Regions from separate parts of the Homo sapiens genome. Here regions 1 and 2 are each linked to region 3. A link is a loop called in an ENCODE intact Hi-C map of the cell type or tissue named here. Cell type or tissue: PC-3. All regions are shown on one strand. Links, peaks and the distances in the headings refer to the core of each region. The heading gives the core; the rest is flanking DNA. Region 1 has its middle 33 kb from the start of VSTM1. Region 2 holds the start of CACNG7 (calcium voltage-gated channel auxiliary subunit gamma 7). Region 3 holds the start of MIR935 (microRNA 935).

What was found. Peaks named below come from ENCODE experiments on the same cell type or tissue, not always from the same donor. Only the 100,000 strongest peaks of a DNase experiment are listed, where the experiment ranks them.
Region 1: it touches region 3 in a loop (4-fold over the local background); 9 of 110 quality-filtered maps call a loop at or near these places.
Region 2: it touches region 3 in a loop (2.3-fold over the local background); 16 of 110 quality-filtered maps call a loop at or near these places.

Annotation. Positions count from the first base shown.
Region 1 is chr19:54,025,541-54,036,579 of GRCh38, forward strand. No RefSeq gene overlaps it. Among named protein-coding and RNA genes, the nearest start is that of VSTM1, 33 kb to the right of the region's middle. RefSeq lists an enhancer at 10,345-10,920. In PC-3, for the core only: CTCF peaks have their summits at 4,554 (motif pointing left) and 5,907; DNase peaks (open chromatin) are centred at 4,571 and 5,901; H3K4me3 peaks cover 1,035 bases; H3K27ac peaks cover 826 bases.
Region 2 is chr19:53,900,762-53,910,038 of GRCh38, forward strand. PRKCG (protein kinase C gamma) reads left to right here. Exons shown (of 18, transcript NM_002739.5): 15 at 2,312-2,392; 16 at 3,874-3,981; 17 at 5,556-5,696; 18 at 5,946-6,891. The coding sequence ends at 6,134. CACNG7 (calcium voltage-gated channel auxiliary subunit gamma 7) reads left to right here and starts at 8,517. Exons shown (of 6, transcript NM_031896.5): 1 at 8,517-8,756. RefSeq lists an enhancer at 6,602-7,143. In PC-3, for the core only: CTCF peaks have their summits at 6,157 (motif pointing right) and 6,393; DNase peaks (open chromatin) are centred at 2,510 and 4,320; H3K27me3 peaks cover 3,247 bases.
Region 3 is chr19:53,977,201-53,988,180 of GRCh38, forward strand. CACNG8 (calcium voltage-gated channel auxiliary subunit gamma 8) reads left to right here. Exons shown (of 4, transcript NM_031895.6): 2 at 946-1,029; 3 at 2,667-2,807; 4 at 4,880-10,980. The coding sequence ends at 5,649. MIR935 (microRNA 935) reads left to right here and starts at 5,107; the gene lies at 5,107-5,197. RefSeq lists an enhancer at 2,783-3,315. In PC-3, for the core only: no CTCF peak of the experiment used is centred there; DNase peaks (open chromatin) are centred at 471, 3,251 and 3,831; H3K4me3 peaks cover 4,289 bases; H3K27ac peaks cover 2,834 bases.

The DNA of each region.
Region 1 (11,039 bases), core at 1,865-9,864, 50 kb after region 3:
AAAAAAAAAAAAAAAAAGAAGAGAGAATGTCTAACAACTTGCAGCTGTGTTTTAAAACTGGATGTTCTCCCTGAGGACTTGAATATAAAGCTTTGTCAGTTGCTTGGTGTGGTGAAGCAATGAGAGTGTTTTTTTCGGGGGAGGAGGTGTCAGATAGATCAAGAATTTATAATTAGCATAAGAAATGTACTTCTTAACAAAGCCAGCCTGGGCAACATAGTGAGATTCCCATCTCTACAAAAAAAAAAAAAAAAAAATTAGCCCAGTGTGGTGGTGCACACCTGTGGCCCCAGCTACTTGGGAGGCTGAGGCAGGAGGATTGCTTGAGCCTGGGAGGTCAAGGCTGCAGTGAGCTATGATTGTGCCACTGCACTCCAGTCTGTGTGACAGTGCAAGACCCTGTCTCAAAAAATAAAAAGAAAAAAAAAGAAACATACTAAAAAAGGACACATATTAGCAATATGAAACAAGAACAATTTTCCATAAAGCAAGAGGCTTATGGAAATAAAAAGTATAAAAATACATGATGGTAAAAAATATATAACATTATCCTCTAACAGAATAGGCAGTAGGGTGGGTGCCGTGGCTCACGCCTGTAATCCCAGCACTTTGAGAGGCTGAGGTGGGATGATCACTTGAGACCAGGAGTTCGAGACCAGTCTGGGCAACATGGTGAGACCGTGTCTCTTTAAAAAAAAAAAAAAAAAAGGCAGAATTGATACAGCTGAAGAAAAATGAACAAGTAAGAAAATGTGGTGGAGGAACTTCTCCAGGAAGCTGATATAATTATATTAAGATCAGAAAAAATAAGAGAAAAGTCATCGTACGATATAAGGGACAGGTGTTTCTCAAAATCCAAAATCTTCTCTGCTAAGAGAATCCTGATTTTGTTTTTGTTTTTGTTTCTTGAGATGCAGTCTTGCTCTGTCGCCCAGGCTAGAGTGCAGTGGTGCAATCTCAGCTCACTGCAAACTCCACCTCCCAGATTCAAGTGATTCTCCTGCCTCAGCCTCCCCAGTAGCTGGATTACAGGTGCTCGCCACCACACCCAGCTAATTTTTGAATTTTTAGTAGAGACGGGGTTTCACCATGTTGGTCAGGCTGGTCTCAAACTCCTGACCTCGTGATTCGCCCACCTCAGCCTCCCAAAGTGCTGGGATTACAGGCCTGAGCCACCGCACCCAGCCGAGAACCCTGATTTTGTTCAGGTGTCAGTTGGCCACCCTTGTTCCTTGGAGACTTGGCCCTTTTCTAGTTTCAGGCATGAATCTTGATTAGTCTAAGGCTTAGTGACGTGCTGGTTGTGAAAGTGTGGTCCCTGAACCAGCAGCGTCAGCATCACCTGGGAGCTCGTCAGAAAGGCAAATTCTTGAGCCCCACCCCAGACCTACTGAATCAGTCAGAAACTCTGAAGGTGAGCTTTTCCTTTCTCCTCCTCTCCAACCTATGGTTTGACAAGTCCTCCAGGTGATTCTGATGCACACTGAAGTTTAAACACCTTTAGCCCAGTTAGGTAAACTCACGCCCACTGCTAGTGGTTATTTAAGGAAGGGGCTGGATGCAATTGTGTTTCTTGAGATGTGAGTGGAAATCTCGTGGGAGGCTTCCTCATGTTGGAGAGGGCCGCGTTGGAAGGGCCTTTCTATGCCCTTCGTCTGCTTTTTATCTCATCCTTTCCAAAAAATTAACTTTTTATTTATTTATTTGAGACAGAGTCTTGCTCTTGTCGCCCAGGCTGGAGTGCAGTGGCGCGATCTCGGCTCACTGCAACCTCCACCTCCTGGGTTCAAGCAATTCTCCTGCCTCAGCCTCCCGAGTAGCTGGGGCTACAGGCACCTGCTACTATGCCCAGCTAATTTTTGTATTTTCCGTAGAGACAGGGCTTCACCATGTTGGCCAGGCTGGTCTCAAACTCCTGACCTCAAGTGATCTGCCCACCTCAGCCTCCCAAAGTGCTGGCATTACAGGAGCGAGCCACCTCACCTGGCTTAACTTTTTATTTTAAAATAGTTCTGGAGGCCAGGTGTGGCAGCTCACGCCTATAATCCCAGCACTTTGGGAGTCTGAGGCAGAAGGATCTCTTGAGCCCAGGTGTTCAAGACCAGCCTGGGCAACATGGCAAAATCCCATCTCTACAAAAAAGTTTTTAAAAATTAGCATTTGCCTGTGCGTCCAGCTTCTCAGGAAGCTGAGGCGGGAGGATCACTTGAGCTTAGGAGGTCAAGGCTGCAGTGAGACACCATACTGGGATTACAGGCGTGAGACACCACTCCAGGTCTGGGTTCTCTTTTTTTTTTTTTTTTTTTTTGAGACAGAGTCTCACTCTTTCGCCCAGGCTGCAATGAAGTGGCACCATCTTGGCTCACAGCAACCTCCACCCCGCAGATTCAAGCGATTCTCCTGCCTCAGCCTCCTGAGCAGCTGGGATTACAGGCGCCCGCCACCAAGCCTGGCTAATTTTTATATTTTAGAGATGCCCAGGCTGGAGTACAGTGGTGCGATCTCAGCTCAACACAACCTCCACCTCCCGGATTCAAGTGATTCTCCTGCCTCAGCCTCCCCATTAGCTGAGATTACAGGCATGCACCACCACGCCCGGCTAATTTTGTATTTTTAGTAGAGACAGGGTTTCTCTGTGTTGGTCAGGTTGGTCTCCAATTCCTGACCTCCGGTGATCTGCCTGCCTCGGCCTCCCAAAGTGCTGGGATTACGGGTGTGAGCCACTGTGCCCGGCTGATCTTACATTTTCTTGTGCACTTATTCATGAGCTTTTTTTTTTTTTATGAAAATGAATTCCTACCATCCATTCTCCTTCCAAACTGCTCATACCCAGTATTCCCAAGGTTTTTGCACATGTATATAACAGAATGTCAAAGTAGATTCATTGCAATCTCAGTTTCTGCTCAGGCCCAAAGATTATAGATGCCAGCGAGGTCAGATCTCACAGTAAGGCCATTTCTGCATGACTTCAGGAGAAAATGCTGAAAACCTAATTTCCCCACACCCTTGGCCTCTTGTCCACCTGAAGGTAAGAAAGGAGTGTTGGGGGGAAGGGGGAGGGATAGCATTAGGAGATATACCTAATGCTAAATGACGAGTTAGTGGGTGCAGCACACCAGCATGGCACATGTATACATATGTAACTAACCTGCACATTGTGCACATGTACCCTAAAACTTAAAGTATAATAATAATAAAATAAAATAAAAATAAATAAATAAATAAAAATTAAAAAAAGAAAAAAAAAAGAAAGGAGTGTTGAGATTAGAAGGTATTTTTTTTCCTATTGGGATACAGGTGGTGTTTGGTTGCATGAGTAAGTTCTTTAGTGGTGCTTTGTGAGATTGTGGTGTAGCCATCACCCAAGCAGTATACACTGCACCCCATTTATAGTCTTTTATCCCTCGCCCCCCTCTCACCTTTCCCCCCAAGTCCCCAAAGTCCATTGTATCATTCTTATGCCTTTGCATCCTCATAGTTTAGCTCCCACATATCAGTGAGAACATATGATGTTTGGTTTTCCATTCCTGAGTTACTTCACTTAGAATAATAGTCTCCAGAGATTAGAAGAGTTTTTGTTTTGTTTTGTTTCTGTGTGTTTGTTTACGTAAGCTGTTGGTGTGCTGTGAGTCCCATCCTCTGTCCACCGTAGATGTGTGATGGAGGATGACAGTCTCTTCAACTGGACAATTCAGAGTAGTTATATGGGGTGAGGGGCGGGTCCAGAGAGGAATGGGGTCTGATATGGTTTGGCTTTATGTCCCCACCCAAATCTCATCTTGAATTGTAATCCCCAGGTGTTGGGGGAGGAACCTGGTGGGAGGTGATTGAATCATGGAGGTGGCTTCTACCTTGTTGTTCTCATGATAAAGTGAGTTCTCAGGAGATCTGATGGTTTTATAAGCGTTTGGCAAGTTCCTCCTTTGCTTGCTCTTCTCTCTCTCTTGTTGCCTTGTGAAGAAGATATTTGCTTCTCCTTCCCCTTCTGCCATGACTGTAGTTTCCTGAGGCCACCCTAGCCATGTGGAATTGTAAGTCAATTAAATCTCTTTCTTTTTTTTTTGAGACTGAGCCCCCCTGTCATCCAGGCTGGTGTGCAGTGGTGCAATCTCAGCTCACTGCAACCTCCGCCTCCTGGGTTCAAGCGATTCTCCTGCCTCAGCCTACCGAGTAACTGGGACAACAGGCATGCGCCAATAGCCGGCTAATTTTGTATTTTTAGTAGAGGTGGCGTTCACCATGTTGACCAGGCTAGTCTCGAACTCCTAACCTCAAGTGATCCGCCCACCTCAGCCTCCCAAAGTGCTAAGATTACAGGTGTGAGCCACCACACACGGCCTCGGCTATTTATAGCAGTGTGAGAACGGGCTAACACAGGGTCTTTCCTCACTGGAGAGAGAGGGTGGGAGGAGAGAGAGAGGGTGGGAGGGGAGAGAGGGGAGAGGGGAGAAATGGGGGAGGGGGGGAGAGGGGGGAGAGAGAATGAATATGAGAATGAATGTACCAGGAGCTTTTATCCTTTGCAGGAGCGCCACCTGGAGGTAGGAGGTGAAGTCTGCAGAGAGAAGCTGGAAATGTACTGACGGATCCCCAAGGATTCAGTAATGTGACCAAGTGGAGGAGCTGCATTTACAGGCATCAAGGGAACTGCAGGTGAGAGGTCTGCAGCCTTGCAAGAGAGTGGGGGAAGCAGGAGAAGCTCCACGTGGGGAGATAAAGGAAAAGCTGACCACGCTTCCTCCACGTTGCAGGCAACCTGCCGAAAGGATTTTAATCACTGAGCTGACACTGTATTTTTTTCTTGTATGTGACTTTTTTAAGAAGCAGCTGGAAGTCTTTATGACCTAAGATGACTATAAAAATTATGAGAAGGCCGGGCGCAGTGGCTCACACCTGTAATCCTAGCACTTTGGGAGGCCAAGGTGGGCGGATCACTTAAGGTCAGGAGTTCGAGACCAGCCTGGCCAACATGGCGAAACCCTGTCTCTACTAAAAATACAAAAATTAGCTGGGCGTGGTAGCACATGCTTGTAATCCCAGCTGCTCGGGAGGCTGAGGCAGGAGAATCACTTGAACCTGGGAGGCAGAGGTTGCAGTGAACCATGACTGCACCATAGCACTCCAGGCTGGGCAACAGAGCAAGACTGTCTCAAAAAAAAAAAAAGTTATGAGACTTGCTTTACATGTCACCCAAGGGCACAGGTAAAGAATTAGACCTAGGAGTTGGGTTGATAGGGCAATGGGAAAAAAGAAAAAAATTGTTTACTGAATCAAGGGAATAATCACACCTACATCTTTGCAACTCACGTGCTTACAACTAGGGCAACCAAATTGTTCCGGTTCGCCCAGGATTTTCTCTGGTTTAGCCCTGAAATTTCTGTGTCCTGGGAAATTCCTCATTTCTATTTTAAAACCGAAAGTCCCACATCCTAAGACACACACACACGCCCCTGCACACACCAATCCTGGTAAAACGGTAACAGTTGGTCATACTATCTACAACAACCCTATTCGAGATCTGTGTCTTCACGATGAGGAAAGGCACATGCAGTTCTGGAGATTTTAACACGTGTTCCCAAGGTCACACAACCTGCCCTTGTATCCAGCACTGAAAGCAGATGACTCTCCTCTTTCCACGATTCTAAGCCTCTTCCCGTAGCATGTCCCATGTGGAGGAGAAAAGTTAAGAAAATGAAACTGGCCAAAACTTGCTACTGCATTTGTGATTTTAGAAAGTAAATGATCAGACATTATTAAAATTATCAATGCAAAAAGAAAGTGAGACTGAACAGATTGTTTACCTTAACAAGATCAAGTTAAACTCGTATAGGGCTTATATATAATGCCGCTTAAAAGCTCAAGTTTATGCGGGGCAGTTTTGGTGGAAGAAGCTCAGGCAGTCCCTCTGGTGGTCGTTATAGATCTGGCCGTGGAACTGGTGGATATGAAAACAGAAGGTTCTAAAAACAGCAGAAAAGGGCAACAGTTCTTAGCAGGAGAGACAGTGAGGAAAGCTGCAGGTTACTTGGAGACAGTCATCCCAAATGCATTAGAGGAGGTGTAAAAATCTGCCACAGAAGGAACAATGATCCATAGTCAGAAAAGTTACTGCAGCTTAAGCAGGAAACCCTTCTTGTTCAGGACTGTCATAGCCACAGTTTGCAAAAAGTGCAGCTATTGATTAATGTGATGTAGTGTCAATTAGAGGTACATCCCTGAGGTCTTTAAAACAAAACAAACTCAGCCAGGCACGGTGGCTCACACCTGTAATCCCAGTGCTTTGGGAAGCTGAGGCAGGCAGATCACCTGAGGCTGGGAGATTGAGACCAGCCTGGCTAACATGGTGAAACCCCGTCTCTACGAAAAATACAAAAATTAGCCCGGCATGGTGGTGGGCGCCTGTAATCCCAGCTACTCAGGAGGCTAAGGCAGGAGAATTGCTTGAACCCAGGAGGTGGAGGTTTCAGTGAGCCAAGATCGTGCCACTGCACTCCAGCCTGGGTGACAAGAGTGAAACTCCGTCTCAAAAAATAAATTAAATAAATAAATAATTAGCTGGACGTGGTGGCAGGCACCTGTAATCCCAGCTACTTGGGAGGCTGAGGCAGGAGAATCACTTGAGCCTGGGAGGTGGAGGTTGCAGTGACCAGAGATCGTGCCACTGAACGCCAGCCTGGGCAACAGAGCAAGATTCTGTCTCAAAAACAAAAACAAAAACAAAAAAAGGCTCAAGTTTATGAATGAACTGTTCATATCAGGTGATGGTCTTTCAAAATAATGACTGTTTTGTACCAACTATTGTGCTCATGTGATTGATTGAACAATGCTTCCAAAGAATTTGAAACAATAAGGCAAAGAAACCTAATGTTCATAACAGAAAAAAAAATTAAATGTATAGCACTAGAAAAATTGATTTTTTTTTTTTTGAGACAGGGTCTCACTCTGTCACCCAGGCTGGAGTGCAGTGGTGCAATGATGGCTCACTGCAGCCTCCACCTCCTGGGCTCCAGCGATCCTCCTGCCTCAGCCTCTAGAGTAGCCCGGACTACAAGCATGCACCACCATGCTCAGCTAATTTTTGTATTTTTAGTATAGACAGGGTTTTACCATTTTCCCCAGGCTGGTCTCGAACTCCTATGCTCAAGCAATCAACTTGCCTCAGCCTCCCAAAGTGCTGGGATTACAGGCATGAACCACAGAGCCTGGCATGATACTAGAAAAATTCTTTTTTTTTTTTTGACATTTAAGTTCAGGGGTACATGGGCAGGATGTGCAGGTTTGTTACACGGGTAAACGTGTGTCATGGGGGTTTGTTGTACAGATTATTTTTTTTCTAGTGTATTTACTACTTCCTGATTATCAGATTATTTTATCACCCAGTTATTAAGCCTAGTACCCACTAGTTATTTTTCCTGATCCTCTCTCTGCTACCACCCTCCACCCTCTGACAGGCCCCAGCATGTGTGAAAAATTCTTATAGTCTTCTAGAAAATACAATAGGTAGCCTTTGGAACATAGGGTATCATAAAGAGAAGCTGTAGAAAATATATTTCTTTGAATTTTTTTTTTTTTTTTTTTTTACAAATGATCACTATAATGTTTAAAATATGTTTACCACCTACAGTTGTGTGCTAGGGAAGCCATAACAAAATGCCCCCCACTGGGGGGCTTATGGGACAGAAATGGATTTTCTCACCGTTCTGCAGGCTGGAAATCCAAGATGGAGGTGCCAGTAGGGTCAGTTTCTCCCGGGGTCTCTCTGCTTTGTATGCAGATGGCCGCCTTCTTGCTGTGTCTCCACGTGGTCTTTCCTCTGGATGTACATATCCTGGTGTCCTTTTCTTTTTTTTTTTTTTGAGTTGGAGTCTTACTCTGTTGCCCAGCTGGAGTGCAATGACACGATCTCAGCTCACTGCAGCCTCTGCCTCCTGGATTCAAGCGATTCCCCTGCCTCAGCCTATCGAGTAGCTGGGATTACAGGCGTGCACCACCGCGCCCAGCTAATTTTTGTATTTTTAGTAGACATGGGGTTTGGCCATGTTGGCCAGGCTGGTCTTGAACTCCTGACCTCAGGCGATCCGCCCACCTGGGCTTCCCAAAGTGCTGAAATTACAGGCGTGAGCCACCACACGTAGCCCCTAGTGTCTTTTTTATGTCCAAATTTCCTTTTTTCACAACGGCCTCTTGTCTCTAAATACAGTCACATTCTGAGTTACTGGGAGTTAGGATTCAGCACACGAATTTTGAGGAGATGTAATTCAGCCCATAATTAAGCCCTATCCTCATCAGACTGATGATCTGTGCTTTCTCTGAACTAACAGGATTTATATATTCCTTTTTAACAGCAAGGAACTCAGGTTCTCCATGGCCCCTTTATGAAGTTGCTCCTGCTGGTACATGACCCTCAGTTAGTTTCCTGAAGTTATTTACAAAGCCACCTCCACATGTGTTGAGCCTCTTCAGTTTACTTCAAATCCTGGGCCTGTGCTGCATGGCGGTGCTTTCCACAGATTCATATGTTAGATCTTTTCTATTTTTTTTTCTGAGACAGAGTTTCCCTCTGTCGCCCAGGCTGGAGTGCAATGGTGTGATCTCGGCTCACTGCAACCTCTGCCTCCTGGGTTCAAGCAATTCTCCTGCCTCAGCCTCCTGAGTAGCAGGGACTACAGGCGTGTGCCACTATTCCCAGCTAATTTTTGTATTTTTAGTAGAGGCAGGGTTTCACCATATTGGCCAGGATGGTCTCGATCTCTTGACCCCATGATCCTCCCACTTTGACCTCCCAAAGTGTTGGGATTACAGGTGTGAGCTACCGCGCCTGGCCACATATTAAATCTTTTTTTTTTTTTTTTTTTTTGAGACAGAGTCTTGCTCTGTCACCCAGGCTGGAGTGCAATGATGGATCTCGGCTCACTGCAAGCTCCGCCTCCCAGGTTCATGCCATTTTCCTGCCTCAGCCTCCCGAGTAGCTGAGACTACAGGCACCCGCCACCACACCTGGCTAATTTTTTGTATTTATAGTAGAGATATGTTAGCCAGGATGGTCTCGATCTCCTGACCTCATGATCCACCCACCTCGGCCTCCCAAAGTGCTGGGATTACAGGCGTGAGCCACCGCGCCCGGCCTCATGTTAAATCTTGACACCCAATGTGATCTGAGAGGTTGGGCCTTTGGTGATGGCAGCAGCCACTCCAGACGGCTTGCTGCTGCCATGACGCCACCTGCCCCAGGGAGGCCCAGCCCGGGCTATACACGCTATGGAGCCGCAGGGAGCCCTGCCCCTTCCGAGTTGGGGCGGGAGCTCCCAGGGTGATGCTACAGCTGTCCAAACCCCAGCTGTGGATCCGAGCCTCCCTCAGATCGTATCACATATCAAGACTTACTCTTGTTGACAAAAAGAGTCAAACTCTATAAAATATTTGAAGAGATTTATTCTGAGCCAAATATGATAATGACCATGGCCCCTGACACAGCCCTAAGGAGGTCCTGAGACCATGTACCCAAGGTGGTCGGGGGGCAGCTTGGTTTTATACATTTTAGGGAGGCGTGAGGCATCAATCAAACACATTTGAGAAATACATTGGTTTGGTCCAGAAAGGCTGGACAATTTGAAGGAGGCAGGGCCTTCCAGGCTTTAGGTAAATTAAAACATTTTCTGGTTGACAATTGGTTGAGTTTGTCTAAAGACCTGGGATTAATAGAGAGGAAATATTCAGGTTAAGATAAAAGATTGTGGAGACCAAGGTTCTTTTGAAGTCTTATAGTGGCTGCCCTTAGAGACAATAGATGACAAATGTTTCCTACTCAGACCTTCAAAAGTTGCTAGATTCTCAGTTAACCTCCTCAGGATTGGGAGGTCCTGGAGGAAAAAGATCTAGCAATGTTAACAGAGATCCTTTACATATGCAAATATTCCCCCCCACCAAGGACAGCTTTGCAGGGCCATTTAAAAATATGGCAAAGAAACATGTTTTGGGGTAAAATATTTTTATTTTCTTCTTTGTTAGGTAATGTTATGCCAGAGTCAGATTGGAAAGTAAGTCACGATATATAGGGCTAAATAAAACCCATCTGATGAGAATTTATGGTTTGTAGGGCATGAGACCCCAGACCCCTTAGATAAGAATCTGGGCAAGATAAAAAAAAAAAATCAGAGCTGAGTCCTCACTATGGTAATTCAGTGAGTGTGACTACCAGCATAGATGTCCATAAAGGATATCCATTAGGGCCACCCATTTTAATAATGTTTGCCAGGACCCTTCAATCAAAACAAAATCCATTCTCAGAATAGCTTAGAATCAAAGGAGGACTTTTTGGGTTTTTTTGGTTCAAGAAGGATTGGGCAAGAAAACTGCAGGGAGTGAAGGAATGCTGAGCTTTGGAAGCAATTAGAACCAAGAAAACAAAAGCTGAAAGCACTGTTACTCACTCCCGCTTCCCGGATGCTCCCTGAGTCATCTTTGTGTTTCTCCATAAAGACTGGCTTCCTCCACATGGCGAGACAGATGGCCACCAAGAACTCCCAAGCTTAAAAAAGAATGACTCTCTGTGGCAAGAAAACAAAGAGACACTCCTCCCCACCTTGCTACTCCCTATGTGGCCTCCACACTGCAACCTGGGACTGTGTAGTGAGGGGAGGGGGAGCGAAGAAGTTTGCGTTAGTCTGTTTTCACACTGCTGATAAAGACATACCTGAGACTGAGTAATTTATTTTTATTTTTATTTTTATTTATTTATTTTTTTGAGACGCACTCTGTCACCCAGGCTGGAGTGCAGTGGCACGATCTCCGCTCACTGCAAGCTCCGCCTCCCGGGGTCACACCATTCTCCTGCCTCAGCCTCCTGAGTAGCTGGGACTACAGGCGCCCGCCACCGCGCCCGGCTAATTTTTTGTATTTTTAGTAGAGACGGGGTTTCACTGTGTTATCCAGGATGGTCTCGATCTCCTGACCTCATGATCCACCCGCCTCGGCCTCCCAGAGTGCTGGGATTACAGGCGTGAGCCACTGCGCCCAGTCAGTTTACTTTTTAAAAAAGA
Region 2 (9,277 bases), core at 1,278-9,277, 75 kb before region 3:
CTGCTGCTCTGGTCACGCTTTGAGATCCCTTAGAGGGTGTAGCTGATGGTCCAGTATTCACCACGGGTGAGGCCTGACCCTCAGACCTTGTCATGAGTTGTGGCCTTCTTACACAGCCAGTCGTTCCTCCAGCCTCCAGCACAGGTGAGCTTGGCACTGAGCCTGCCAGGTGGGCCCAGCTGGGTCTCTAAATAGGTAAGGTGGGCAGCACCTGTGGGTGAATGTTCCAGGAGAGTGGGACCAGCTCGTAGGAATTCCAAGTAGGACCTGACCCTGGATCCTTCTGAGAAGGGGCAGACGATTTCTAGTGTACTCTGAGTGGGTGTGGCCTGTCCCCTGCCAACACTGAACATGTCCGGACTATCTTCTGAATACTTTAAACTGGGCAGGGCTCTCCCTGGAGTATTCAGTTGGATGGAAGCTTATTTCCTGTGTTGTACGTGTTTCTCTGATGTAAGTGTACTGGACTTCTGTGCTGCATTTTTCAAGAGGGCAGGATCAGCTGGGCGCGGTGGCTCACACCTGTAATCCCAGCACTTTGGGAGGCTGAGGCAGGTGGATCACTTGAGGTCAGGAGTTTGAGACCAGCCTGGCCAACATGGTGAAACCTCATCTCTAACAAAATTACACAAATTAGCCGGGCGTGGTGGCATGCGCCTGTAATCCCAGCTATTCGGGAGGCTGAGGCAGGAGAATCGCTTGAACCGGGGAGGCGGAGGTTGCAGTGAGCTGAGATCACACCACTGCACTCCAGCCTGGGTGACAGAGCATAACTTCATAACTTCATCTCAAAAAAAAAAAAAAAAAAAAGCCGGGTGCAGTGGCTCACACCTGTAATTCCAGCACTTGGGAGGCTGAGGCGGGCGGATCACAAGGTCAGGAGTTTGAGACCAGCCTGACTAACATGGTGAAACTCCATCTCTACTAAAAATACAAAAATTAGCCAGGCGTGGTGGCGGGTGCCTGTAGTCCCAGCTACTTGGGAGGCTGAGGCAGGAGAATTACTTGAACCCGGGAGGTGGAGGTTGCAGTGAGCTGAGATCGCGCCACTGCACTCCAGTCTGGGCAACAGAGTGAGACCCTGTCTCAAAAAAAAAAAAAAAAAGAAAAAGAAAAAGGGCAGGGTGAGATCCCTAAGGTTCTGGGAGAGCAGATGCTGTCCTATGAGTATTTTAAGTGGGTGGGGTATTACCCGACTTTGTTAAAGGGGTGGGGCTGATGTTCTGAATGTACGTATAGATGGATAAAGCACATGCCTGTAGTCCCAGCTACTTGGGAGGATGTGCCTGACTCGTGCCCAAATAATCAATGTCAGTGATCACAAAACCTGGCTGGTAATCAGAATCATCTGTAGAAAATTTGAAAACTGAGGCCAGACATGGTGGCTCATGCCTGTAATCCCAGCACTTTGGGAAGCTGAGGCAGGCAGATCACTTGAGGTCAGGAATTCAAGACCAGCCTAGCCAACATGGTGAAACCCCGTCTCTACTAAAAATACAAAAATTAGCTGGACATGGTGATGTGTGCCTGTCAACCCAGCTACTCAGGAGGCTGAGGCAGGAGAATCACTTGAACCCAGGAGGTGGAGGTTGCAGTGAGCCAAGATTGCACCACTGCACTGCATCCTGGGCTACAGAGTGAGACTCCATCTCAAAAAAGAAAAAAGATAAGAAAATTTGAAAACTACACACATATTCCTGACTCTGACACAAATATTCTAGGTGGGTGGAACCAGTGACTTGGCCGTTAGGTAGTCTTTCTATTTGAGGCCAAATGAATGTTTGAAGTAGGTATGCTTTGTTTCCAGAATATTCCAAAAGTTAGATCGCTGGCCAAAATATTCAGAGTGGAGGCTGGGCGTGGTGGCTCACTCCTATAATCCCAGCACTTTGGGAGGCGGAGGCAGGCCAATTGCTTGAGTCCGGGAGTTTGAGACCAGCCTGGGCAACATAGTGAGGACCTATCTTCACTAAAAGTGCAAAAATTAGCCAGGTGTGGTGGTGCACACCTGTAGCCCACCTACTTGGGAGGCTGAGGTAGAAGAATTACCTGAGCCTGGGAAGTTGAGGCTGAGTGAGCCGTGATCACACTACTGTGCTCCAGCCTGGGCAACAGAGTGAGACCCTGTCAAAAAAAAAAAAAAAAAAAAAAAAAACGAAACAAAAAATCACCTGATGAAATAAATATTCAGAGTGGGAAGAGCTTGTGCTGAAAGCACTTAACGTGGGTAGCGCTCCCAGGGGGTGAGGCCAGAGGGGTCCTAGGCTTCCTAAAGAACGCATCATGATTCCCTGCCTTCCACCTCCCCTAGATCATTGCCTACCAGCCCTATGGGAAGTCTGTCGATTGGTGGTCCTTTGGAGTTCTGCTGTATGAGATGTTGGCAGGACAGGTAAGGGAAGGTGGGGAGAAGCTGGCTTGGCTAAAAGAGACAGAGAGGGGCACCTGGATCTCAGGAGGAGCCAGTTAGAAAGGAGCCCAGAAGGTTGTGCTCGAATAGCGCTGTCCATGGTTCTGAAGTGTTGTCTTAATGTAGACCAGGTGTTTTGTTTTGTTTTGTTTTGTTTGTTCTGTTACCATGGATTCTTTCTCCCTAGATGGTAAAGTAGCAGTCTGGTTAAGCCTATGGATCCCTTCTCAGAAGAATGTTTTTCAATGCACAAAATAGAATAATACATACGCAGAAAACCAAGGTTCAAATCCTCACTTTGCCACTTACTGGCTGTGTCAGCTTAGACAATTACATACATTCTAAATCAGCTTGATTGGATTCCTGGACTGCTGAGTGTACTACAACTAAAAAAATTGGTTACCACACTCTTGATCATCTTCTTAGCTGGCTATGGTAGTGGGCACCTATAGTCCCAGCTACTGGGGAGGCTGAGGCAGGAGGGTCACATGAGCCCAAGAACTCAAGGTTACACTGAACTATGAGTATGCCACTGTGTTCCAGCACAGGCGACAGAGCAAGACCCCATCTCAAAAGAACAAACAAACAAAAGAAATCAATCATTTTGAAAGATAGTCACCAAAACTTTTAAAATTTAATTGAATCTAACAACCAACTAAATTCAATGTATACAGTTGTCTAAATATTTAAAATTGGAAAATGGACATATGTGCAATTTCTTATTAATTCATTAAGTAGTAAGTTCTAATGGTAGTAAAGTAAAAAGGAGCTCTAACAGTAATTTTGATGTAGCAATGACTAATAATTTGGAATATCTGCAACTCTCATGTGATGAGAAAATACCTGTGATTACTATTGATAATGAAGCCACAAGCACTGCTGCTGCCTGCATTCATAACTGAAGGGAATGCTAAATTTTAGTTAGAAGTTAAAAAAAAATTTGGCCGGACATGGTGGCTCACGCCTGTAATCCAAGCACTTTGGGAGGCCGAAGTGGGCAGATCACTTGAGGTCAGGAGTTTGAGACCAGCCTGGCCAATATGATGAAACCCCATCTCTAAATCTTTGCCTTGGTATCATTTTTTGTAACCTCAGAAGACTGTGAACTACTCATCCAACCAGGAGAATGCTTTTAGGGTGTTTCCTGCAGTTTTTCCTCTCTTCTATTTAACTGACATGTTGCATAATTAACAGCCTGCTGATTTACATAGCAGATAAAGAGAGGCAGAATAGTACAGAGATGCACAGATCTGAGGCATCCGAGATAGGAAATGAGAGAACCTGAGAAGGAGAGAGATCAAGCTTTGGTGGTTTGGTCTGATCTCTCCTGAGGGTGTGGTCAGGTGTGCATGTGGGGCGTGTGATGGGTCAGGCATGTTCCCGGTGGGGTGAGGAGGGTGTGGAAGGTTTGGGGAAAGGCAGTTGGGCATGTCCCTGACTCTCTATCCCCTCCACTTTGATAGCCTCCCTTCGATGGGGAGGACGAGGAGGAGCTGTTTCAGGCCATCATGGAACAAACTGTCACCTACCCCAAGTCGCTTTCCCGGGAAGCCGTGGCCATCTGCAAGGGGGTGAGAGCCCCCTGACTCCCAGCTTCTCCAGGCTCACAACCACACACCCCATTGCTGTCTCTGTGCCTATTAGAAAAATGCTCCCATTCCTGAAGTCACTTTACTTCCATCTGTTGGAAAAGTTGATATGATGCATAGGTTTTGTTAGAACAATGATTTCCAGCCCTGTTGCCACGAGGCCTGGAGATGGCCTCTGTCTCATCCTTCTCTGTGACTCCCACTCCCCAGCTCCCTGCTTGCAGGAAGTGCTGAAAGTCCAGGGTGTCTGTCTGTCTAGAACTGGGTGGGTCAGGTAAACCCAACTTCTGCAGCTTTTCTTCCTGTGTGAACTTGGGTGAGTCACCAAAACTTTGTGAGCTTAACTCTCTTCAGGGGTTATGGAGTTGACACAGAAGAAAGCACCTGGCCCATAGCAGATTTTCAGCCCATGTCAGCACCTTCTGCGTCTAGCTGCTCTCTCTGCATCTCCCTGACAGTCTCTCTGGTTTCTGTCTCATGCCTCCCCTCCATCTGCATACGATGGGGCTCTCTGTGTTTCTTCCTTTTCTCTGTGTCTCCTTCTGCATCTCTGTCTACACTTTTGGGCCTTTGTCCAACCCCCCTACCCCCCATCTCTGTCCCCTCCTGTGTCCACTCTCATACACACACGCTACATCTCACCCTCCTCTCCTGCTGGCTTTCTGTCCTCCCTTTTCTCTGGGTCTCTGTCCCCATATTTGGTCTTTATTCCTCCCTCTGGGTGTGTGTTTCCTGGGTCTCTATCCTTCTCTCTTTCTGAATCTCTGTCCCCCTGGGTCTCCTCTGTCTCCTCCCTTCTCTGAGTTTCTGCCTTCTTACCTGGGGTCTCTGTACCACCCTCTGAATTTCTATTTCCCCTTTTCTCTGGGTCTGCAACCTCTCTTCCCCCATTCCCTCCCTCTTCCCCTTCATCTCCTCTACCCTTCCCTCCCTCCCCCTACCGACCTCCCTCTGTCCTTCACTCTCCCCTTCCCTCCCTCCCCCTACCCTTCCCTCTCCCCGTCCCTCTCTCCCCTTCCCTCTCTCCCCCTACCCCTTTTCCCTCTCCTCTTCTCCATCTCCCTCATGATTTGTTCTGTTTCTCTGTGTGTCCCTGGGTCTCTGGGTATGAATTTCATCTGCTATCATTTTCATGTATCCTCTCCTTCTTCCTGTCTCTCTCTCTCTCTCTCTCACTCACTCTCACCCTCTGTCTCTCTCTCTCTCTGTCCCTCTTCCTCTCTCTCTCCTCTCTGTCTCTCTCTGTCTCGCTCTCTGTCTGTCTCCCTCCTCCTCCTCCTCCCTCCTCCTCCTCCTCCTCCTCCTCCTCCTCCTCCTCCTCCTCCTTCTTCTTCTTCTTCTTCTTCTTCTTCTTCTTCTTTTCTTCTCTCTCTCTCTCCTTTCTTTTCCCTTCCTCCCTCCATTTGCCTGTTTCCCCTGGCTGTTCTTATCTCTCCGGATCTCATGCCTGTGTCTCTTGGTTCCTCCATCTGCCTGTCTCTGTCCCTCTTTCTCTGGGTCTACCTGTCCGGCACTCTGTCTGTTTGTCTGTCTGTCTCTCTCTGTGTTTCCCACAGTTCCTGACCAAGCACCCAGGGAAGCGCCTGGGCTCAGGGCCTGATGGGGAACCTACCATCCGTGCACATGGCTTTTTCCGCTGGATTGACTGGGAGCGGCTGGAACGATTGGAGATCCCGCCTCCTTTCAGACCCCGCCCGGTCAGTCACCCTCCAGGCAACAAAAACCTGGTCCCTGAAGGGGTGGGGTTCCCCTGGGCCTCAATATACCTGTATGTGGGGGTGGGGTTCCCTCTGCAGAGCCCCCCGCCCCCAACAAAAGGAGGTGCAGACACCATGAAGCATGAATAGAGATTCTGCAGGAGACAGGAGATGAGACTGGGGTACACAGAGGGACACCCGAGGAGCCCTCGGAGCTGCTTAACTTTCCCTCCCCCACGTCTCCCACAGTGTGGCCGCAGCGGCGAGAACTTTGACAAGTTCTTCACGCGGGCGGCGCCAGCGCTGACCCCTCCAGACCGCCTAGTCCTGGCCAGCATCGACCAGGCCGATTTCCAGGGCTTCACCTACGTGAACCCCGACTTCGTGCACCCGGATGCCCGCAGCCCCACCAGCCCAGTGCCTGTGCCCGTCATGTAATCTCACCCGCCGCCACTAGGTGTCCCCAACGTCCCCTCCGCCGTGCCGGCGGCAGCCCCACTTCACCCCCAACTTCACCACCCCCTGTCCCATTCTAGATCCTGCACCCCAGCATTCCAGCTCTGCCCCCGCGGGTTCTAGACGCCCCTCCCAAGCGTTCCTGGCCTTCTGAACTCCATACAGCCTCTACAGCCGTCCCGCGTTCAAGACTTGAGCGGAGCCCGATATTCTCCCTGACCTTAGCGTTCTGGACTCTGCCCCAATCGGGTCCAGAGACCACACCACTAACCATCCCCAACTCCATGGGGTTCGAGACTCCATCTTGGTAGTTCTGTGCCTCCCCCCAGACCCCGCCCCTGGGGAAATAGCCTCACGGGGTTGGCTGTTCCAGACTCAGGTTCCAGAACAGCCCTCGGCCTCCGAGGCTCCCCGCCTCCACTCTAGTTCTAGATGAGTGGGAGGCGTGCCCCCCTCCTCCAGTACGTCCCGCTGCTGTGCTCTGGGGATTTCTGGGATATATGGAGGATTCTTTCCCCAGAGGCTCCCAATCAGCTTTTGTTCTAGACTTCCCCATCCCGAAGCCATCACTTCTCCCCGCAGCCCGCCTGCCGTGCATGGCTCCTGTCTGGCTCGGACCCACCCCAACTCTCCCCAGTGCCTGCCACTCTCTGGGACTCTCCTCCTCCCCTCCTCTTCCCTTAGCCTCTCCCACCCGGCCACAGCTGCTGGAGAATAAATTTGGGATGCTGATGCTGAAGTGTTTGGATATTTTCTTGTAAGCTTGGAGAATGAACGGGGTGTGGAGGCGGGACAGTGACTGTACATAGACACAAACAGAGAAGGAAAGCACGGAGACCCACAAAGTGAGAGGGGAGACACCCACTGCAGGGGAGCAAGCAGAGAAGCGCGCGCAGACAGAGGCAGGAGACCCAGACAGACAGAGACAGGGAGAGAAAATATCACAGAGGGCACCAACGTGGACAGTGCACAGCGAGAGAGGGGCACGGAGATCACTGAGAGTGCCAGGTGGCGACCCCCGCGCAGAGACCCAGCGCGTCCGTGTTCACCAGAGCAGCCACGCAAGCTCACATGCACCCCCAGGCTCAGACACCGGGGAGAAGTCCTTCCCAAGCGGGGAGATCACAGTCTGGCCTCTTCTTGAGAGACCTAGAGACCTGATCAGAGGAAGAGACCCCCACGCCAGAGCAACCAAAAACAGCCAGAACCCGAGAGCCTAGGAATCGGCGACGGAGGCACACGGCAGGCAGACGCGCCTTCTGGGCCTCTTTCCCTTGACCCACTTGAGAGTCTGGGGAGTGCCGGGGACCGTGCAGATGGACTACATTTCCCCGCAGGCCTCGCGGCAGACCCTTCCCCCAAGTGCGGCTCCTTGCCGCCAGGGCTGATGGGAAATGTAGTCTCCGGTCAGGGCCAGACCAGTGGAGCGGTGTGCCTTGTCTGTGTGTTTGGAGGGGACTGAGCCCCAAAGCTTCGCAGTCTTCCTTGCGGACCCGGGCACGTCTTCTTCCCTGCAGTCTCCTGGGTTTCCATGACCCGGTCCGGGTGGATGCTGGGGCTGCCCCTCTCTCCCTCATCACCGCCGCGACACCCCCATCCAGTGCCCGCAGGCCCCAGCCCCCGCTCCGACCCTCGGCGGGCGGCCTGCCCCTTTAAGAGTGGCCCCGCTGACATCACGGCGGGGGGGGGGGGTGGCCCGGCTCCTGGCTCCGCGGCGGCTGCAGGACCCGACTCCGCTCTGCGCCCGCCCGCTGCTGTAGGGACCCCGGCCCGGGACGCCCCCTCCCGCTTCCTGCAGCCGTCCAGACCCCAGGCTCCGCCCCAGGCCTGGCTAGAGCCCCAGTCCTCGTCAGGGGACCCCCAGGATTGTCCCTGCTGTCTCTCCTTCTCAGAGTCTCTCTCTGTCTCTCTCTGTCTCTCTGTCTCTCTCTCTCTGCCTCTGTCTCTGTCTCTTCTCCAAGCTCAAGGTCTCTGGGTCTCAGCATCTCTCAGCCCCAGGCCTCTGGGCGTCCCCCTGTCTCTTTCTGTCTCTTCCTGGTCTCTGACCTCTCCACTTCCCAGGCCTCAGAATCTCTGCGCCTAGGTGGTGAGGGGTGGTCTTAAACTCTGTCTCTCTCCCTCTTTGTCTCTCTCTGTCTCTGTGTCTCCTTCAGTCTCCAGACCTGAGTCCCTGGATTTCTCGGCCTCAAGGTCTCGGCGTGACTTTCTCTCTCTGCCCTGTCTCTCTTTGTGCCTCTGCCCCTCTCGGGCTCTCTGCCTCTGTTTCTATTCTCTCTCCCTCTCTGCCTCCCCCATCCTCAAGGCCCATCTCCCTCCCTCGCTGCATCCTTCCCCCCTTCCCTCCCCGCCCCTCCCCTCCTCCGCAGTAGCCAATGAGCGGCCGCCGGTTCCTGCTCCCGGCTCCGTCCGCCGAGTGAGGCCGCGGCCGCGGGGGGTGGGGGGTGGGAGGCCGGGAGGGGGCCGGGACGCCGGGCTCCGGGGCGGGGGCGGGGGGCGCGGGCACCGGCGACCCCGGTGGCGGCGGCGGCGGCCGGGGGAAGCCTCGGGGCCGGTCATGCGGCTGCGGGGCCCGCGGCCCGGAGCGTCCGCCCAGCCCTGAGCGAGGTGAGCGCTAGCGGAGGGTCCTGGGAGGAAGAAGGGGCGCCCCTCGAGGTGGCTGCGAGCCGGGTTTGGGGCAACAAGGGACCCGAGTGGCTCCAGGGGTGGTGAGATCCTGGCGGTCGGGACGCCCGAATTCGAGCGGCTATGGGGGATGCAGGGACACCTGGGCCTGGCGATCCCGGAGGACGGGGTCCGAGGGTCCCGGAGTGGGAAACTGCACTCCTCGCGTCCGAGTCGCAGCGAGCGTGGGCTGGGGAGGGCAGAGGCCGGGTCCCTGAGGAAGGCGAGGTACGGGGCGAGGGCGGAGGACCCAGGCCCGGCCAGAGCAGGATGTGGGTCTGGAAAGGGGTCCCAGAAAGGGGGAGTTACGGTCTCCCGAGAGATGGAGGAGAGATGGAGTTTGGGCTTAAGACTTGCAGAAGGGGACCCCGGAGATTCAAATGCCTGAATCCGGGAAAGGGTGGGAGAAAGAGGGAGAAGAGGAGGCTTCAGGCCTGGGGGGAGGGTCCCAAAGGAGGAAAGGC
Region 3 (10,980 bases), core at 1-8,000:
CTAGGGAAAGCCTCCTCAAGAAGGTGCCTCCTGAGCTGCCTGCTGCAGGTAAAGTACTACATCAGCAAAGAATGTGAGCTGGAATGTTCCACAGCATGGGCAGAGGTCTGCAGAACTGGACAGAGCTGGGCAGTTGAGGAAACTACATTGTTTATACTTATATTTTTAATTTTTTTCTCCAGCTATGTGCTAGAGGTGGTAAAACATTAACTGTTCCCAAGGATGAGAAAATAGCTGAGGATGAGCATCTTAGGAGGGGAAGGAGATGAGGATGCATGACCCCTAGAGGCATACTCCACCCCTCACACACCTCTGCTTGCTTCAACTACTCCATTTCTCTCCAGAAGGTTCCAGGTTCCCTGCAGAAAGAGACTGGAACCTCTCTCTCCCCATCCCCACAGGACTAGAGACTACAACTCCCATGATCCACTGCGGCTGCTCTTCTCACAACTGGACTCCAGACTTCACGGGGTCTCATGGGAAATGTAGTCCTCATCGGCTTCCGCATCACTTTCCTTGTTTTTTTTCCCACGCATTTCCAGACTTTTCAACCAATTGAGAGGTGGGAAGCGCCTTGCTATTATTGAAGCCAACAACACCCTCTTTCTTACAGAGGTGGGAGCCGGAAGTCCAGAGTGCTGGAGCAACTTAGCGCAGCTTACAGGACCAAGGTCCTGTAGCCTTGCAGTGAGTGCTGCAAGGATGTTAGACTTTGGGTTTTTTTCCTTGCTTTTCTTCTTTTCTTTAACAGGCGGGGAAACAGACCAGAGAAGTTGAAAGTTTGTCCCATATCACGAGTCGGGCTCAGGAGCCAGGACTTGCGGTCTCCCAAGCAGCCCAGAGAGAGAAGGGGTTTGGGGAAGGGAAGGGTCGGTTGTCAGTGGGGTTGCCCCGCCCCCAACCCTGAAGTATCCGCCCCCACCACTGCCCTCCCCGCTCCTCCAGGGTTGAAAAGAGGCGTCTGCGTGAAGATCAATCATTTCCCGGAGGACACGGACTACGACCACGACAGCGCGGAGTATCTACTCCGTACGTGGGGGTCCGGGACAGACGTGGGGAGTGGGTCAAATCGCGGGGCCTGGAAGGCGTCGGGGTGGGTGCCGGGAAAAGGCACTGGGACTCCGGCACTTGGATCGACACGCCGAGGTTAGCCTCCCAGCCAATCCGAGTCCAGATAGTGAGATCCTCTGGTCCCCGATTGGCTGACTGATCTCGTTCCCGCCCCCTCCTCTCACCTTGGGGCGGGCTGAGGGAGGATCCTGGGCGCTAATTGGCCGCTTTGCTCTCTTTGGCCCTCGCGGCGACTCTGCGCCGTGACTGGTTGTGGAATCCCGGACTGGGATTGGCCACCGCGCCGCAGAGCTGTGGGGCAATCTGCGGCGGTGACGGGCCACTACTGGGAGCCGGCTGGGAAAGCCTGTATTGCCATTGGTAGCTACCCCGAGAACGCGGCAAATCCTAAATGATGATTGGCTGCGGCCTCAGCCAGGTTCCGAAATCGCAAAATCTAGTTGCCTGGGGTTTTAGGGGTGGGTGGAAAGGAAGGACTGCAGAGAAAAAGAGGAGGGCGGGGCGGGGAGTGGGGGCGGGGAGAGAGAGATAAGGGGAAGAAGGGAGGGAGGAAAAGAGGGAGAAAGAGAGATAGACGAAGTCAGGCCTAAAGGGGGTAGGGAGGGAGGGAAGGAGGAAGGGAGAGGAAGGGAGTGAAGAGAAGAGAAACCTGGAAGATTGAAGAAACCAGGCAGAAAAGGAGGGGAGAGAGAGACCCAGGAAGATAGAGGAGGCCAGGCGAAAAAAGGGGTGGGGTGGGGTGGGGTGGGGAAAGACCTAGGAAGACAGATGAGGCCAGGCAGAAAAAAAAAGAGGGGGGAGAGACCTAGGAAGATAGGTGAAGCCAGACAGAAAAAGTTGTGGGTGGGGGTGGCTAGGAAGACAGATGAGGCCAGGGAGAAAAAGTGGGAGAGAGACTTAGGAAGACAGATGAGGCCAGGCAGAAAAAGCGGGGTGGGGGGGGACCTATGAAGACATACGAGGCCAAGCAGATAAGAGGAGAGAGGGGAGACAGAGCCAGAAAGATAGATGAAGCCAGCAATAAAACTGGGTGGGGTGGGGGCGTGAGGAGAAGAAGGGAAGAGAAACTCAGAAGTAGATTCAGCCTGGCAGAAACGGGAGGAGGAGGAGGAAGGAAGGAATGTAGAGAGAGAGAGAAACCCAGATAGATGAAGCGAGGCAGAAAATGGGAGGGGGTGTGGAGAGAGGTAGTAAGTGATTTGCGGGATATGGAGAAAGAAATTCGCAGACGAGAGGAAGGAAGGGACGAGAAAGAGAAAGGGAGAGGATCCATGGAGAAGTTGGGAGAAAAACAGGGAGAGTGATTTCGATAAATAAAGAGGGGGAAAGATATTCCAAGAGAGAGAAAAATAGTCCGAAGAAAAAAGAAAAGGACAAAGAAAAAGAGGGAGAGAAAATCAGACCGAGAAATAGAGAAATTTTAAAAACAGGAGAGAGAATGAGGCAACAGTAAAATAAACCAGAACACAGCCGGAGAGAGAGAATCACAGAACTGTCGGGAGGCGCCGCGAGATGGGGGGCCGGGAAGGGGGCGCAGGCGGCCGCGTCTGACCGCCCTCGCTCTCCCTCCTTTTCCTTTCCTTCCTCCCCCGCAGGAGTTGTCCGGGCCTCCAGCATCTTCCCCATCCTTAGCGCCATCCTGCTGCTGCTCGGGGGTGTGTGCGTGGCGGCCTCCCGCGTCTACAAGTCCAAGAGGAACATCATTCTGGGCGCAGGGATCCTGTTCGTGGCAGCAGGTGAGAGGCAGAGGGAGGGGGCGACCGGGGCGGCCCACCTGGGCGCGCACGTGTGTGTGTGTGTGTGTGTGTGTGTGTGCGCGCGCGCGCGTGAGTGCAAGTGCGCGTTCGTGTGTCTGCAAAGCCACCTTGCCCCGAGCACCCCCGGGGGCCCGGAGCCTTCCTAGGCGGTCCCCAAGCTCCATCGCCACCCGCTGGGTAAGGTGGGTGTAGTTCTCGCGTCGCCTTCGGAGGAGTAAACCGACACAGGCAGGTGTCTGGCGCGTAAGACGCCGGGCGCTTAGGATCCCAAGCCCGCCGTCCTGGAGACGGAAGGGGAGGAGCTGGGGAGGGGGTGGGACCTTGAGACACAATTGGGCTCTTGAGGATAGAGAGGCGGGGCTGGGTCTTGGAGGGCGGGCCCAGGAGAGGTAGAAAGTGATCTGAGCGCCGATGAGGAGCCTGCTTTAAGGGGCGGGCCTTTGGAGACTTTGGTGGATCCAAGAGGGGGCTGGTCCTGGGAAACCGTCCAGGGCCGGGAAGTGGAAACTAAAGGGGCTGGGTAAGGGAGACTGAATCGGCCCTTGCCCGTGGCCATTTGGAGAAGGAGAGGCTAGAAAAGACGGGGCGATGCCTGGAAAAGCCAAAGGGGGAGGGGTTATGTCCTTAAGGGCACAGAGAATCAACCTGGCTGATTGAAGCAAGAGGCCGACCAAAGCCAGTCAGTACCTGGGATTGGCCGTCTCAAGAGCTAGGGCCTAGACGAGCAGAGAGCTAGGACTGGAACACTTAAGAGGCACGCAATTAAGGGGTAAGGCCCCCTTTCTACCCCGTATGAGTAGCATTGGGAAATTCCAGGGGCAGAGCTTTTTTGGAGGAGTAGAATACAGAGAAGAGGGAGGGCTTTGCATATTTGAAGAGCAGGGTGTGCTTTGGGGATGGGTCTAGATCTGCAAGGGGTGGGGCTTGGAGGATCTGAAAGGCCGGAGTAGCTGGACCTGAGACCGGCAAGGACCCGAGACCGGCAAGGACCCTGGCCAAGATCCGCACGGGGCGGGGTTTGGTAAGCTGGAGGTGGGGCCTAGAGTAGAAGGCGGGGCCTGCTTTATTAAAGGCAAATTTTTGACCAGTAGGGGAGGGCCTAGAATGGATACTCCGGCAGGAATTATATGAAGAGAGATTAGATAAGTGAAAGGCAGGGCCTGATCACAGCAGGATGACATCATTAACAGAGTTCAAAGGAGCAGAGGGATGAGGCTTGGGAAAAACCCAGGTTTATAACGTTAAGGGTGGAGGTAGACTAACTAGGGCAGGGCCTGGAAACTCATCTCATCAAAGGTGGGTTTTAGACCAGTCAGGGCAGGGCCTGGACTCGCTGGGAGTGGGGCTTAGGCCACCTAGGGGTGGGGCCTGGACCGCTTGGGGTGGAGTTACCACCAGCCAGGGTGGGGTTTAGACCAGCAGAGTTGGGACCTTAGCTAGAGGAGTGGGGTTTATGCCATGTGGGGGCAGCCCAGACCATCTGGGGGTGGGTCCTAGACCACCTGGGGCAGAGTTTAGACCAGCCAGGGCTGGGTTAGACCGGCAGAGGTGGGCCGTGGGCTATCTGGGGGCAGGACCTGGACCATCCAGGGCCGTGTCTGGACCATTCAGGGCAGGGCCTGGACCACCTGGGGGTGGAATTTAGACCATCTGAGGGGGTGCTTGAGCCTGCCTGGGCCAGGACCACGCATGATGCAGTCTGGACCATTGGCGGCCCTACACCACCTGGGGGATGGAGTTTCGACCAGCCGGGGTTGGATTAGACCAGCAGAGGTGAGGCCTGGGCCAGCTAAGAGTGGGCCGGAGCCCTCTGGGTTGGAGCTTAGACCAGCAGGGAAGCGCCTAGAGCATCGGGCGGGGAGTTGTGTTCACTTCTGGCAGGACTTGGGTCAGCCAGATCCAGGACGGGGGTCTAGACCACTCGGGGTGGGGCCTAGACCGCCTGGGGGTGGCGCCTGGGCCCGCTGGCGCAGGCGGGCAGGGGTCGGGGCCGGGGGCGGGGGCGGGGCCGGGGGTGGCCTCGAGGCTCCCGTCTGACCGTCCCCGCCCAGGCCTGAGCAACATCATCGGCGTGATCGTGTACATCTCCGCCAACGCGGGCGAGCCGGGCCCGAAGCGGGACGAGGAGAAGAAAAACCACTACTCGTACGGCTGGTCCTTCTACTTCGGCGGGCTGTCGTTCATCCTGGCCGAGGTGATAGGCGTGCTGGCCGTCAACATCTACATCGAGCGCAGCCGCGAGGCGCACTGCCAGTCTCGCTCGGACCTGCTCAAGGCCGGCGGGGGCGCGGGCGGCAGTGGCGGGAGCGGCCCCTCGGCCATCCTCCGTCTGCCCAGTTACCGCTTCCGCTACCGCCGCCGCTCCCGCTCTAGCTCCCGCTCCAGCGAGCCGTCGCCGTCGCGGGACGCGTCTCCCGGCGGCCCCGGGGGCCCGGGCTTTGCCTCCACGGACATCTCCATGTACACGCTCAGCCGCGACCCCTCCAAGGGCAGCGTGGCCGCGGGGCTGGCGGGGGCCGGCGGCGGCGGCGGCGGCGCCGTGGGGGCGTTCGGCGGCGCGGCCGGGGGCGCCGGGGGCGGCGGCGGAGGCGGCGGCGGGGCGGGTGCCGAGCGGGACCGCGGGGGGGCGTCCGGCTTCCTCACGCTGCACAACGCCTTCCCCAAGGAGGCGGGCGGCGGCGTCACGGTCACGGTCACCGGGCCGCCCGCCCCGCCCGCGCCCGCGCCACCCGCGCCCTCTGCGCCCGCCCCCGGGACCCTGGCCAAGGAGGCCGCCGCCTCCAACACCAACACGCTCAACAGGAAAACCACGCCTGTGTAGGGGCGCGGCGGGGGAGCCGAGGGGCGTGTCCGGGGCGCGTGCGCGGGCGCGCGTGCATCGAGGCTGCCGGGGTCGGGGGCGCCCCCGCTTTCCCCCGTGAGCGCGCTGGAGACTGCTGGGCCCGCCCCACGCCCACCCTCCCCGCCCCCCTCCCCCTCCGAAGCAGGGACCCCGAGGGAGGGGGCAGGGGAGGGAGGGGGCCGCTGTGAGGGAGCGTCGTGTTTTATTTTTTTGGGGGATCTATGGGGAGGGGGGAGGGCCATGGTGTTTTTTGCAGTTTCGAGATGTTTTCTTTTTCATGTTTTGCTGTGTGCATGGGGGGCGGGGCGGGGGGAGGGGAGGGAGGGACTCCCAGCCCAGCCCAACTCCTGGAGAGGGGCCCATAATACACGAATACATAGTTACACCCACAAACTATATATATGCCCTATATAAAGAGACACAGCGAAGGGATGCAGAAAGGCAGAAAGAAGGGTTGGACGCGGGCATTCATTCATTTTTTTCATTCATTATTCCACAAGGGCTTATTAAGCACCTACTGTGTACCAGGCACTGGTACATAAGAAGGCATTGGAGCAGGGGACACGAACGAGGCACAGAAAGGGCCTTCTCATTCATTCATTCATTACCGGCAATTTATTTGTGCGCCTTAAAAAGCTAGGCATTGTGCTCCGTGCTCAGCGTGCAGGAGGCAGGAAAACAGCCAGGGGCCCCGACGTCTCATAGAGTAAACATCTTGTGCATGAGACAGGCATTAATCGATCATGTACATACACAATAAATTACAGTTAGGCTATAGGAGAAACGAGATGCTATGAAATGCTCCATCAGGGGAGCCTAACCCAGTTGTGAGGAAGAGATTTCAGTGGACAGTGAAAGGATGAGAAGAAGCCAGCAGGGCGGAGCTGGGGCAGGAGTGTGGCAGGCAGAGCAGCACGTGCAAAGGCCCCGGGGCAGGAAGGAGCTTGCAGCGAGGGCTGAAGGGTAGTGAGGCAGGTGAGCGGGGATCAAGGTGAGGCCGGAGACACAGACAGGGCCAGATTGTGCAGGGGCTCGTAGGTCAGGAGTTCAGATTTTATTCTAGGAGTGGTGAGGGCCGTGGAACGGGTTTAAGCAGGACGCTAACGTGAATGGTGTACAAAGGGAAGACAGGAACTCGGAGGCAAGAGTAGGAGGCAGAGATGTGCTGAAATACAGCATCAAACATGGGCACGGGCCCTTGGAGCTCACACTCTTGTGGGAGGAAGCACGTAATTACACAGATGCTGAAGCATAGTCATGGTGTCTGGTGTGCAGGAGAAAGCCGTGGGGCTTAGAGACTCATGTGTCTGTCACTCGTTCATTCAGCCACTCACCCATTGCCATTTTTGGCCATCTGCTAAGGTACCAGGAAGTGTGTTAGGATCCAGATCCCCAGGGGTGAAACAGACTCTAGCCCTGCTCTCAAGCAGTTTATTGTCATCAAACACCGCCATCCAGGCAGGGCAATCGGTGCTGGAACCCGGACCACCGTGGGTACCGTGGCACACGGTGGACAGAGTGACCAACTGCCAGGAGTGAGCAGCACTTGGGGTAGGCTTCCTGGAGAATATGATGCCCATTCTGGGTCTTGAAGAAATGAGTGGGCATCTTCTGGTTGATGAAAGGCATGAGAAAGGCTTGTGGGGCCAAAGAACAACTTGGGTGAAAACGGGAGGAAGTGAACGAGCATGATGTATTGGGGTCAGTGCTAACAGTTCTGGGATGCTGATGTACAAGGTGGGGCTGGGAGATGAGGCCGGGAAAGTAGCCACAAGCTAGAGTGTAAAGGTACCAGGGTGGCCGGGCGCGGTGGCTCATGCCTGTAATCCCAGCGCTTTGGGAGGCTGAGGCTGGAGTATCACTTGAGCCCAGGAGTTTGAGACCAGCCTGGATAACATGGCGAAACCCTGTCTCTACAAAACATTAAAAAAAATTAGCCGGGCGTGGTGGAGCACACCTGTGGACACAGCTACTCAGGAGGCTGAGGGAGGAGGACCATTTGACTCCAAGAGTTCGAGGCTGCAGTGAGCTAGGATCGCGGCACTACACTCCAGCCTGAGCAACAGACTGAGATCCTGTCTCAGAAAAAAAGAGAAAAAGGTGCCTGAGTTCCAGGCAGAGGGACTGAGGCTCTTCTAAGGATGGTGAGAGAGGATGACAGCTGCGCGGGGGCAAGGGCTGTGCGGTGATTGGAGGGGATGGGTTTGAAGTTCACTGAGAAGGCAGAGGGGACAGCGCCCAGTAGGCTTCCCTTCCATATTTGCTCAGCAAGTGTTTCCTGAGGCCTCCCCCGAAGCCTTGTGCTGGGCGGTGCTGGGAGTGGAGAGGTGATTTTGATCTTGCCCTGCTCTCAAGGGGCTCCCAGTCTGGCGGGAAAACAGGCACAGACGCAGCTTGAGGAGGACGTGGCAGCGGTGGTGCCATGCTGCCAGGGGCTCTGCGTGCCCTTCTCTTGACGGAAGGGTACAGATCAGAGCTGGGTGTTCAGAATTTCTCTCCGAGGCCTGTGTGGAAGGACCAGGAAGAGAGAGACTGAAGGTCCCTAGGAAGAATTCTGCCAAGGCGGTTTCAGGAAGAGATGCTGGGAAATGTAGGAAAAGGAATACAAATCAGTGAGACGGAGAAGCGCTGAGTGAGAGAGACGGATACGTGGAGAGAAGAGGGATGCCGGAGCGGGTGTTAAAAGAGACAAATCTGGCCGGGTGCTGTGGCTCCTAATCCCAGCACTTTGGGAGACTGAGGCAGGCAGATTGAGCTCAGGAGTTCCAGACCAGCCAACATATTGAAATCTTGTCTCTACCAAAAATACAAAAATTAGCCGGGTGTGGTGGTGCACGCCTGTAGTCCCGGCTACTCAGGAGGCTGAGGTGAAAGGATCTCGCTTGGGCCTGGGAGGGTGAGGCTGCAGTGACCCGTGATGGCACCACTGCGCTCCAGCCTGGGCGAAAGAGCGAGACTCTGTCTCAAAAAAAAAAAAAAAATTGAGAGACAGCAAATATTTGCTGGAAGAGGGAGAGGGAACTGGTTAGGGGAGAATGGATTCTAGAGTCTGAAGGCCAAACAGAACGAGAGAGAGAGAGAGAGAGAGAGAAAGAATGAGGTTGAGGGTAGGCAGGAGGAAGAGCAAGATGGGGAGGGAGGGGGAGAGCAGGAGAGACCAAACTAGTAGAGTCACAGACAGAGAAAAAGTCAAAGACAGGAAGGTGATACAGAGGAGAGAGAAGAGGAAGAGGAGAGACTGACAGGTGCACAAATCAGAGAAGTCCCAGAGATAGCAGAAACACACACAGAGACAGAGATAGAGAGGGAGAGGTAAGCCGGAGACAGACTCAGAGATTCGCACAAAAAGCAACGTGGAGACTCAGAAGCAAGCGCAGCGTCAAGGAATGCTCCATTTCTGGTGTGTTGTTTTCCCAGTATTCAAGAAATATTTATTGAGTGCCAACCTGTTCTAGACCCAATCTCGGCCAGGGGATGTGGTGGCAAATAGACGGACAAGGGCCTGCTCTCCTGAAACACACTGGAGAGATAAACAATAAATAATATCATTTCAGTAACCAAAAAGTGCTTTAAAAATTAAGCTGAAGGCCGGGCGCAGTGGCTCATGCCTGTAATCCCAGCACTTTGGGAGGCCGAGGCTGGTGGATCACTTGAGGTCAGGAGTTCGAGACCAGCCTGGTCAACATGGTGAAACTTCATCTCTACCAATAAATAAATAAAGTAGCTGGGTGTGCTGGTGTGCCTGTAGTCCCAGCTACTTGGGAGGCTGAGAAAGAAGGATCACTTGAACCCAGGAGGCAGAGGTTGCAGTGAGCTGAGATCGCGCCACTGCACTCCAGCCTGGGCGACAGTGAGTGGTAACAGAATGACAGAGCAAGGATGACTTTAGATGAGGTCCTTGGAGTAGACCTTGTGGCAGAGGTCACAGAGATGTGGATTGTGAGTAGGAAAGAGAGGTGAGAAAGTCTGGGGGCCAGGCATTCCACCCACCAGAGGCAGCCCCAAAGCCCAGAAAAGTAGCAGGTCTTCGAGGAGGCCTGTGCGGTGAGCAGATCCACCATAGGACAGAGGCACAGGGTAGGGGCTGATCAGTTAGGGCCTTGGATCCTTGGGAAGAAATCTGAATTTTATTCTAGATCTGATGGGAAGTGCTTGGAGGGTTTTGAGCACAGGCATGCCATGATCATATTTTTATTTTCTTATTTATATTTATTTTGAAAAAGAGTCTTGCTCTGTCTCAGGCTGGAGTCCAGTGGGCTGATCTCGGCTCACTGCCAACCTCCGCCTCCCAAGTTCAAGTGATTCTCCTGCCTCAGCCTCCTGAGTAGCTGGGATTACAGGCATGTGCCACCACGCCTGGCTAATTTTTTTGTATTTTTAGTAAAGACGGGATTTCACCGTGTTGGCCAGGCCAATCTGAAATTCCTGGCTTCAAATGATCCACCTGCCTCGGCCTCCCAAAATGCTGGGATTACAGGAGTGAGCCACTGCGCCCGGCCTCATATTTTTATTTAAACAAGAACAGCAGAATTACATTGCTGTGCTGAGCATACGTAGACTTCAGGAGTCAAAGGGGAAGGAAGGAGGTAGCGGGCTGTTGCCTTCCTCTGGTTGCTGGAGGCCTGGACCAAGGTGGAGTTAGTGGGATGGAGGAAGTGGAAGAAGGCATGGGATTTTGGAGGCTAGAGCCTGCATTGGTGGTGAACTGGATGTCATAGAGGAGGGAAGGAAAAGGAACCAGGAAGAGAAGAACTCTCTGAATTGGGCACGCACATCTCTGATGGGCACCGATGAGGATTGTTACCAGGAACGAGGAGACTGGGATCAGGAAAGTGGCTTTGGGAGGGAGGAACCAAGGCTTCTCTTTTGGATGTGTCAAGATAGATCTGCCTTCGAGAAATCCGAGTTGTGGTATCAAATAGCCAGTTGGATATGTGAGACTGGAGTTTGGGGGAAAGAGAGGCCGTGGCTCAAAAACGTAAGTTTTGGAAACGTCAACATAAAGCCACAGGATTGGGTGACGTGGCCTAGCAGGGGGGTGGGGACAGAGAAGCGACCCTGGCCAGAGCCTTGGGGACATCTACATCTGGGGGAGAAGGGGATGTAGCAAAACGAGCTTAGGAGTGATCTCGAGGTAGGCTGAAACCAGGAGGGTTACAGAGGGCAAATGCACCTTTGTGTTTCAAGAAGGAGAGGAGACAGCCAGCTGTGCCAAGGGCTGCTGAGACTTGGACAAGGATGCAGAGAGCAGAGTGACCATTAGGTCTGATGACATGGACAGGGTTGGTGATCTTGATAAGATAAGATGTC